Regions from separate parts of the Homo sapiens genome. Here regions 2 and 3 are each linked to region 1. Evidence: chromatin loops called from intact Hi-C (ENCODE). Cell type or tissue: GM12878. All regions are shown on one strand. Region 1 overlaps SHROOM2 (shroom family member 2). Region 2 overlaps GPR143 (G protein-coupled receptor 143). Region 3 has its middle 11 kb from the start of WWC3.

Region 1 (2,500 bases):
CTGAGAGCCAAATCAGGGAACCCTCTGTTTTAGGAGAAGACTAAGGACAGAGTTGAGAGAGTGGAAGCCCCAGGCAGGGAGGCAGCAGGGGGCTCTGGTGGCTGGTAGAGAAGCATCACGCAGAGATGACAAGATATGGTTTTATACTTGGGGCAGCTCAGAAGGACTCTGCCCAGAAAAGAGGGCACCATGTTGAGTTGAACCAGATAGCTGATTGGTTTAAGTTTAGAATCTTTGAGAATTATGGCTTTTCCCTGGAACCAGGAGGTGAGTGCAGGGCCCAGACAGAATAGACCTTGTTTCCCCTATAGAAGGGAACAAAAGGTGGAGGAAGGGAATGAATGGCCCAGGGCTCATTCTTAGTGGAGGGATGAGAGTGGCTGTGTGCCTGGTCTCTACTGTTGCAGGCTCTTACCTGAGCCTCCTGGAAAGCCACGCACTGCAAGAAATAGCAGATGGGCCTGCCAGACAGTATGGACCACAGTGGTGAGCCCTTCAGCACCCTGGGTGGTGTGGACAGCCACTGATCTGTTCACTGTCCCAGGCCAGGTCTTGTCTCAGAAATCTTTGAAAGCCAACGGCTGTTCTTTATACAATGGCCCTTTAACAAAGGGGAAATGGTTTCAATAAAAATTTGCATATGACATGTAAAAGAACCAATAAAGAAATCTGGACTCCTTTCAGAGAGCCCAGTTTCAAATTAGCTCAGCTGAGGTAGGTTTTGAGGGCACATGTTCATGCACCAGTATAAAATCTACATTTCCGTAATTGCTGAAGAATAATGGCACTGAAAATTTCCTGAGCGGCCGGGCGCGGTGGCTCACGCTTGTAATCCCAGCACTTTCGGAGGCCGAGGTGGGCGGATCACGAGGTCAGCAGATCGAGGCCATCCTGGCTAACATGGTGAAACCCCGTCTCTACTAAAAATACAAAAAATTAGCCAGGCGTGGTGGCGGGCGCCTGTAGTCCCAGCTACTCGGGAGGCTGAGGCAGGAGAATGGCGTGAACCTGGGAGGCGGAGCTTGCAGTGAGCTGAGATAGCGCCACTGCACTCCAGCCTGGGTGGCAGAGCAGAGACTCCGTCTCAAAAAAAAAAAAAAAAAAAAAAAAATTCCTGAGCAGCCCTGGCGGGCGTCCTTCCTTATCCACAGTTCCCTGCATTGCTTGCAGTCTTCCTTCAGGCTAGCATTGGTATCAGGAATTTGGGAAGTTCTTCATGCCTGTTTCCTGTTTTGTGCTTTTCCCTCAAGTGATGACTATCTAAAATTTGGCCACATTCTCAGCTGTGAGATTCTCAACTTAAACAGTCTCTCCAGATAGGTAGTGAGTAGGAAAAGGCACAAACCACTTTTCCTCTGCTCTCACGCCACAGCAACCAACACAGAAGACTTCGGTGACCACATGTGTGAGGGGGGTTTCCCACACACCCAGCGAGCAGTCACTTCTGCAGCAGACACCAGCTGGGTGGCCTCTGATTCAGTTCAGATGTGACACTGTCAAATTGGAGGTAGCGTCTCATCCCACGGGTTGAGGGCTCAGTCCCCAAGACTGCACCCCCCACACACACCAGTCGCAAGTCTGAGTCTCAGGGACTTCTGACCAACCACCTTCAAGTTGGGGTTCCCATGACCCCCTCTTTAGTTTCCATTACTTTGCTAGAGTGGCTCACAGAACTCAGGGAAACATTTACATCTATGATAAAGAATGTTACAAAGGATACACATGAAGAGATGTGTAGGGCGAGGCATGGGGAAAGGGGTGCGGAAGAGCTTCCATGCCCTCCCTGGGTGCTCCACCCTCCAGGAACCTTCTTGTCTTCACCTGTCAGGAAGTCTCCAGCCCCGTCTTCTTGGGCCTTTTATGGAGCCTTCATTGGATAGGCCTGATAGAAATCTGTGTAGAAATGTGATTGGACAAAAAGACTACAATCCAGTCCTAACAGACCGAGGAGAAAGCCACAAGGTCTGCCTGTTGAGATTCTTGTTGGCCTCTCTGTGTAGCGTTCCTTCCCCCTAGGTGTGCCGCAGGACCCTTCAGGAATATGGGGATCTTAAGACCTGCATTCATTCAAGGCGGTGGAGGATTTCTTTATGGAAAGGTTGGGGAAGATTAGATCTTGCTTTGGGCAGGTAAAAGTTTAAGACCAGCCTGGGCAACATGGAGAGACCCCGTCTCTACAAAAATAAAAAAATTATCTGGGTGTGGTGGTGCATGCCTATGGTCCTAGCTGCTTAGGAGGCTGAGGTGGGAGGATTGGTTGAGCCCAGGAGGTCACTGCTGCAGTGAGTGGTGATCATGCCACTGCACTCCAGCCTGGGCAACAGAGTGAGACCCTGTCTCAAAAAATAAAATAAAATAAAATAAAATAAATGCATCCATGTGAGGGAAAGACCTCACGCAATCAGGAAATAGGCTGCCTCGTATCTGGCACATGTTTCTCCTGCTGTGGGGTTGACTTTTCCTGCCTAATGCTCATCCGGCTGGTCATTTTACCCATAGA
Region 2 (2,500 bases), 200 kb before region 1:
AAACCAGCATGATTTTGAAAAATCGGATCTTGATCACGGCTCCCATCCTCCTCTCGTTCTCCGTGTAAATGCCTTGTCTTCCTTTAAGTAAAGAGGCCACTGTGAAGAACAGAAGGAACTATGTATGGTGTTCATTATTCATGTTTACGGAGTGACAGAGAAGGCAATGGAAGCAGGTGTGAGCCCACAAGCAAGGCCAGAGGGGCAGGAAGCAAAGCAAGTCACTGACATTCATTCCTCACAACTTCCAGGTTGGAGTCCTCATAGACCCTAAGGAATATACATATTTTTAAACTTCTGCTTTGAAATAATTTTAGATTTACATAAAAGTTGCAAAGATAAAAGATAGCACAGAGAGTCCCTGTATATCCCTACCCTTTACCCAGATTCCCCTCAATGTAAGCATCTTATGCAACCATGGGGATGTTCTTCACAACTATGAAATTAACACAGGTACATTACTATGTTAACTCCCAATTTTGGCTGGGTGCAGTGGCTCACACCTGTAATCTCAGCACTTGGGAGGCCAAGGTGGGTGGATCATTTGAGGTCAGGAGTTCGAGACCAGCCTGGCCAACATGGTGAAACTCTGTCTTTACTAAAAATACAAAAATTATCCAGGCATGGTGGTGCACGTCTGTAATCCCAGCTATCCGGGAGGCTGGTGCACGAGAATCCCTTGGACTCAGGAGGCAGAGATTGCAGTGAGGCAAGATCACTGCACTCCAGCCTGGGTGACAGAGCAAGACTCCGTCTCAAAATAACTAAATAAATAAATTCCCAATTTTATTTGAATGCTCCTAGTTCAGAAACTATATTTTTAAAAGCTCATTTTCTCTGTTATAAAAATAGAGGTGCAGTGGCTCACAACTGTAATCTTAGCACTTTGGGAGGCTGAGGCAGGTGGATCACCTGAGGTCAGGAGTTCGAGGCCAGCCTGGCCAACATGGTGAAACCCCATCTCTACTAAAAATGCAAAAATTAGCTGGCTGTGGTGGCAGATGCCTATAATCCCAGCTACTCGGGAGGCTGAGGCAGGAGAATCGCTTGAACCTGGGAGGCGGAGGTTTCAGTGAGCCGAGATCACGTCAATTCACTCCAGCCTGGGCAAAAGAGCGAAACCCCATCTCAAAAAAATAAAAATAGTGCACGCTTGTTAAAATATTGAAAAAAATTTAATTTCTTCTTATAGACAAGTTAGAAAATATTTAAAAGTTTAGAGAAGTATGAATGACCCATGGTCCGTCCACCCAGAGGTAACCACTGTTAACATCTTAGTGTATTTCTTTTCAGTCTTTTTTCTATAAGTCATTTCCATCAGCTCAAATCACTATTTTTGATGAGATTTTGTCTTAAAATGCTATATTTAACACACTATATTTAAATGTAGATATGCGCCAGGCGTGGTGGCTCACGCCTGTAATCCCGGCACTTTGGGAGGCCAAGGTGGGTGGATCACCCGAGGTCAGGAGTTTAAGACCAGCCTGGCCAACATAGTGAAACCCCGTCTCTACTAAAAATACAAAAAAAAGTAGCCGGGCGTGGTGGCGCTTGCCTGTAGTCCCAGCTACTCAGGAGGCTGAGGCAGGAGAATCACTTGAACATGGGCAGCAGAGGTTGCAGTGAGCCGAGATCACGCCACTGCACTCCAGCCTGGGGTGACAGAGCGAGACTCCGTCTCAATGAAAACAAAAAGTGTAGATATGAAGAGAATGGTCCGAAGAATCACAATAATTTCCTATTACCAATGATAGAGTACTCTCAACAATGTTTTTAAAAAGTTCAACAATCAACAGGTGATCTTCAAAGGACCTCTCAGTTAAGGCAAATTTCCTTATTCCCATTCTCCCCTTGAGAGATCTCTGGCAGCCTGAGGAGGTGGGAGGCTCACTCCAGGACACACTTCCTTGAGGGGAAAGTAGGGGCTGGACTGCAGGTCTCCAGCCCCAGCCTAGAAGTCTTTCCCAGACATGTTGCCAACGACTTCATTACTCTTATCCTTTTCTAACCATTGACCTTGACTCATTTCCTGTGCTCCACTTCCTGTTTCCTGCCCATCTGAGAAAAAACATCAGCCAAGTGCATTATGGGGCTGGAGCCGCCTCAGTACAGACTCAGTCCCTTCCCCCTCCCTTCTCTTCTCCTTCTGTTCCTCTCACACCTCCACAGTCGTCCAAGGGCACTCCTGCAGCCGACCCAGGAGAAGCCCAGTACAGAAGTGAAAAGTCAACTAGTCCTGGCACTGAGCTAACAAACGATGGTACAGAACTTGTGCGGGCAGAGGCCTGCACATTTTCATTTATTGAACCTGCTTACTTTCTGCAGCTGTGTTCTGCTGATGTCTCTGGAGGATGACAAATGAGGTCAACTGTCCTGGAGAATTCCAGGACAACATGTGTCACTGTCTGAGCCCGAGGCATGGGGCCGCTCCCAGTGGCCGTGTACCCAGAGAGCTTCCCTAGTATTTACCTGCAGTCACTGTCTTTTGGAACAGGATGGG
Region 3 (2,500 bases), 62 kb after region 1:
GGCTTACACCTGTAATCCAAAAACTGTGGGAGGCCGAAGTGGGAGGACTGCTTGAGCCCAGGAGTTCAAAACCAGCTTGGATGACAAAGTGAGATCCTGTCTCTACAAAAAATTAGCCAGGCATGATGGCACGTGCCTGTGATCCCAGCTACATGGGAGGCTGAGGTGAGATGACAGCTTCATCCCAGGAGGTTGAGGCTGCAGTGAGCCATGTTTGTGCCACTGCACTCCAGCCTAGGTGACAGAACAAGACCCCATCTCAAAAATAGAATAAAATAAAAATAAATAAATGCTACTGTGCACTCTGTTGAGCATAAAACTCAAGCAACACATCACTGAAACAGTGATTACTGTTACCTGAACTTTTGTCTAGATTGATGCTTCTTTTTATTAGCCCCACCCATTTCTCCCCTTCTTCATCAATGCTTCTTCAACTTAATGTGCATGGGAATCACCTGAGGAGCTTGTTAAAGAGCAGGTTCTGATTCTGAGGAGCTTGTTAAAGAGCAGATTCTGATTTTGTAGGTCCAGGGTGTGGCCTGAGAATACTCCCCGCATTTTTTTTTTTTTTTTTTTTTTGAGACTGAGTCTCGCTTTGCCGCCAGGCTGGAGTGCAGTGACACGATCTTGGCTCACTGCAACCTCTGCATCCCAGGTTCAAGCGATTCTCCTGCCTCAGCCTCCTAAGTAGCTGGGACTACAGGTGCGTGCCACCATGCCCAGCTAATTTTTGTATTTTTAGTAGAGACAGGGTTTCACCATGTTGGCCAGGATGGTCTCGATCTCTTGACCTCGTGATCCGCCTGCCTCGGCCTCCCAAAGTGCTGGGATTACAGATGTGAGCCACTGCGCCCGGCCGAGAATCCCCATTTTTAATGAGGATGCTGATGGTGCTGCTCTGTGGACCACAGAGAATGGTTGACTCATTTTGTTGTTGGCCACAATCAGACCACAGTGGAATTCACCCGGTCAGAGCTCGGTAACTTCCAAAGCACATATGGCTGCAAACAGCATTATTAGGACCTTCTATCAACACTTCTAGCTAAAGTGACAGAGTTAAACTGATCCTTTATAAGGAGCATAAATCAGTTGGTTAGTGATGAAATAGCTTATTGAGATGACAACCAAATCACACACAAATACACAGACACACACACACAAATCTATAAATGGGAGAGAATGTAAAACAAGGGCAGAAAGTTAGATTGAGATTGTGCAAAAACGAAAACACAAGCCCCTTAGCAGGAAGGCAACTTGCATCATATCAGATCTTATCAGCTTCAAGCAGACTCTGGAGAGGTGAGTAAGCTTTCTGAGTTAGGGTGGAATTTATCTGGTAAATAATATGGTATTTCAATATGGTTTGCCATTATTGACATAGGATTGCAAAGATAAGTTTGTAATTTTTTTACACGAGCACATTCATCTGGACATTGTATGACCTTTCGGAAGTGTTGATCATAGCCTTCAAGAGTGTTGTGTGTGCACAAAAAGGGATTTATTCAGGTTTACAAATTTCACAGTCAATTTATTTGAGTTACGAGTTCTAATGCCTAGTTTTCCTTTAACCTTCTAAGTTCAGTCTAGAAATCTTATTATTCTCTTTTCTTTTTAAATTCTATTTTAAGTCCAGCAAATAATAGCAACCACTTTTAAGAGGCCTTTGGAAAATACTTGACCCTATTTACAAATTTAAACACCTTCATGCATTTTAAAATATATTTAAAACTTGTAACAGACTACACTCAATTCCCTTCTTAATTGCTTCAGTTGTCTCAATAAACAAATACATTCCCAAGTTTACAAATAACTCTTTTAAATTTAATGAATTAAATTGACATGGTGAAACTTAAGTTCTCTTAGAATGTTCCAACACTGTATATAATTTAGTTTTCATGAGCCTCCAGTCAGTGACAAGAAAAAAAATAGTTTTCAACTAAGATCACAAGATTACTCAATTATACATTTTACAGTGATTTCCAAAGCTTAGAAATTCTTTTAAACTTTATGAATACATGGAACATCAAATACGCACAGATTCTTTCTGCATTCCGAATATGAATCCTACAGTTTTGATTCTCTTAAGAGTTGCTGTACTTTCCCTAAATCCTCCTGGAGCTGAAAGATTCACCCTCTTACAGCTGACCGTTACCATCCTAGTGACTGAGCCGGTATACACACCCAAGATTTGGGCTGCACCCTGACTAAATTCTTGTCAATGACCCTAATGGGGTACTTGAACCCTACTCATAATTGCTATGTCCCTGATGACATAATTTACGGGAGTTGCTCTCGAGGCTCCTAACCCTTAGTTTTAAGTCACACACGTTATTGATTCTTCTACATACACCTGGACATTTGTAGGCTGACAGCATAGATCACTTGAGATTTTGTATTTATCTGGTTCTTAAGATGTGTATTTTTCCCTCCAGCTCTAAAGACCTTTGCGCTTAAAGGAATCCTAAGATAGATAGATAAATGTCCTTTCTATTTGCTAATG

What was found. A loop is a pair of places that touch in the nucleus more often than their neighbours do. Peaks named below come from ENCODE experiments on the same cell type or tissue, not always from the same donor. Only the 100,000 strongest peaks of a DNase experiment are listed, where the experiment ranks them.
Region 2: it touches region 1 in a loop (2.1-fold over the local background); 1 of 110 quality-filtered maps calls a loop at or near these places.
Region 3: a loop joins it to region 1, with 6 times the contacts of the local background. A loop is called at or near these places in 1 of 110 quality-filtered maps.

The regions. Positions count from the first base shown.
Region 1 is chrX:9,940,886-9,943,385 of GRCh38, forward strand. The region is part of intron 8 of SHROOM2 (shroom family member 2); the gene reads left to right. Among named protein-coding and RNA genes, the nearest start is that of CLDN34, 25 kb to the right of the region's middle. RefSeq lists enhancers at 1-261, 1,299-1,458, 1,599-1,678. In GM12878, no CTCF peak of the experiment used is centred here; a DNase peak (open chromatin) is centred at 1,416; H3K27ac peaks cover 592 bases.
Region 2 is chrX:9,743,575-9,746,074 of GRCh38, forward strand. GPR143 (G protein-coupled receptor 143) reads right to left here. Exons shown (of 9, transcript NM_000273.3): 5 at 2,470-2,500; 6 at 1-99. Among named protein-coding and RNA genes, the nearest start is that of GPR143, 21 kb to the right of the region's middle. In GM12878, no CTCF peak of the experiment used is centred here; no DNase peak of the experiment used is centred here.
Region 3 is chrX:10,002,809-10,005,308 of GRCh38, forward strand. No RefSeq gene overlaps it. Among named protein-coding and RNA genes, the nearest start is that of WWC3, 11 kb to the right of the region's middle. In GM12878, no CTCF peak of the experiment used is centred here; a DNase peak (open chromatin) is centred at 963.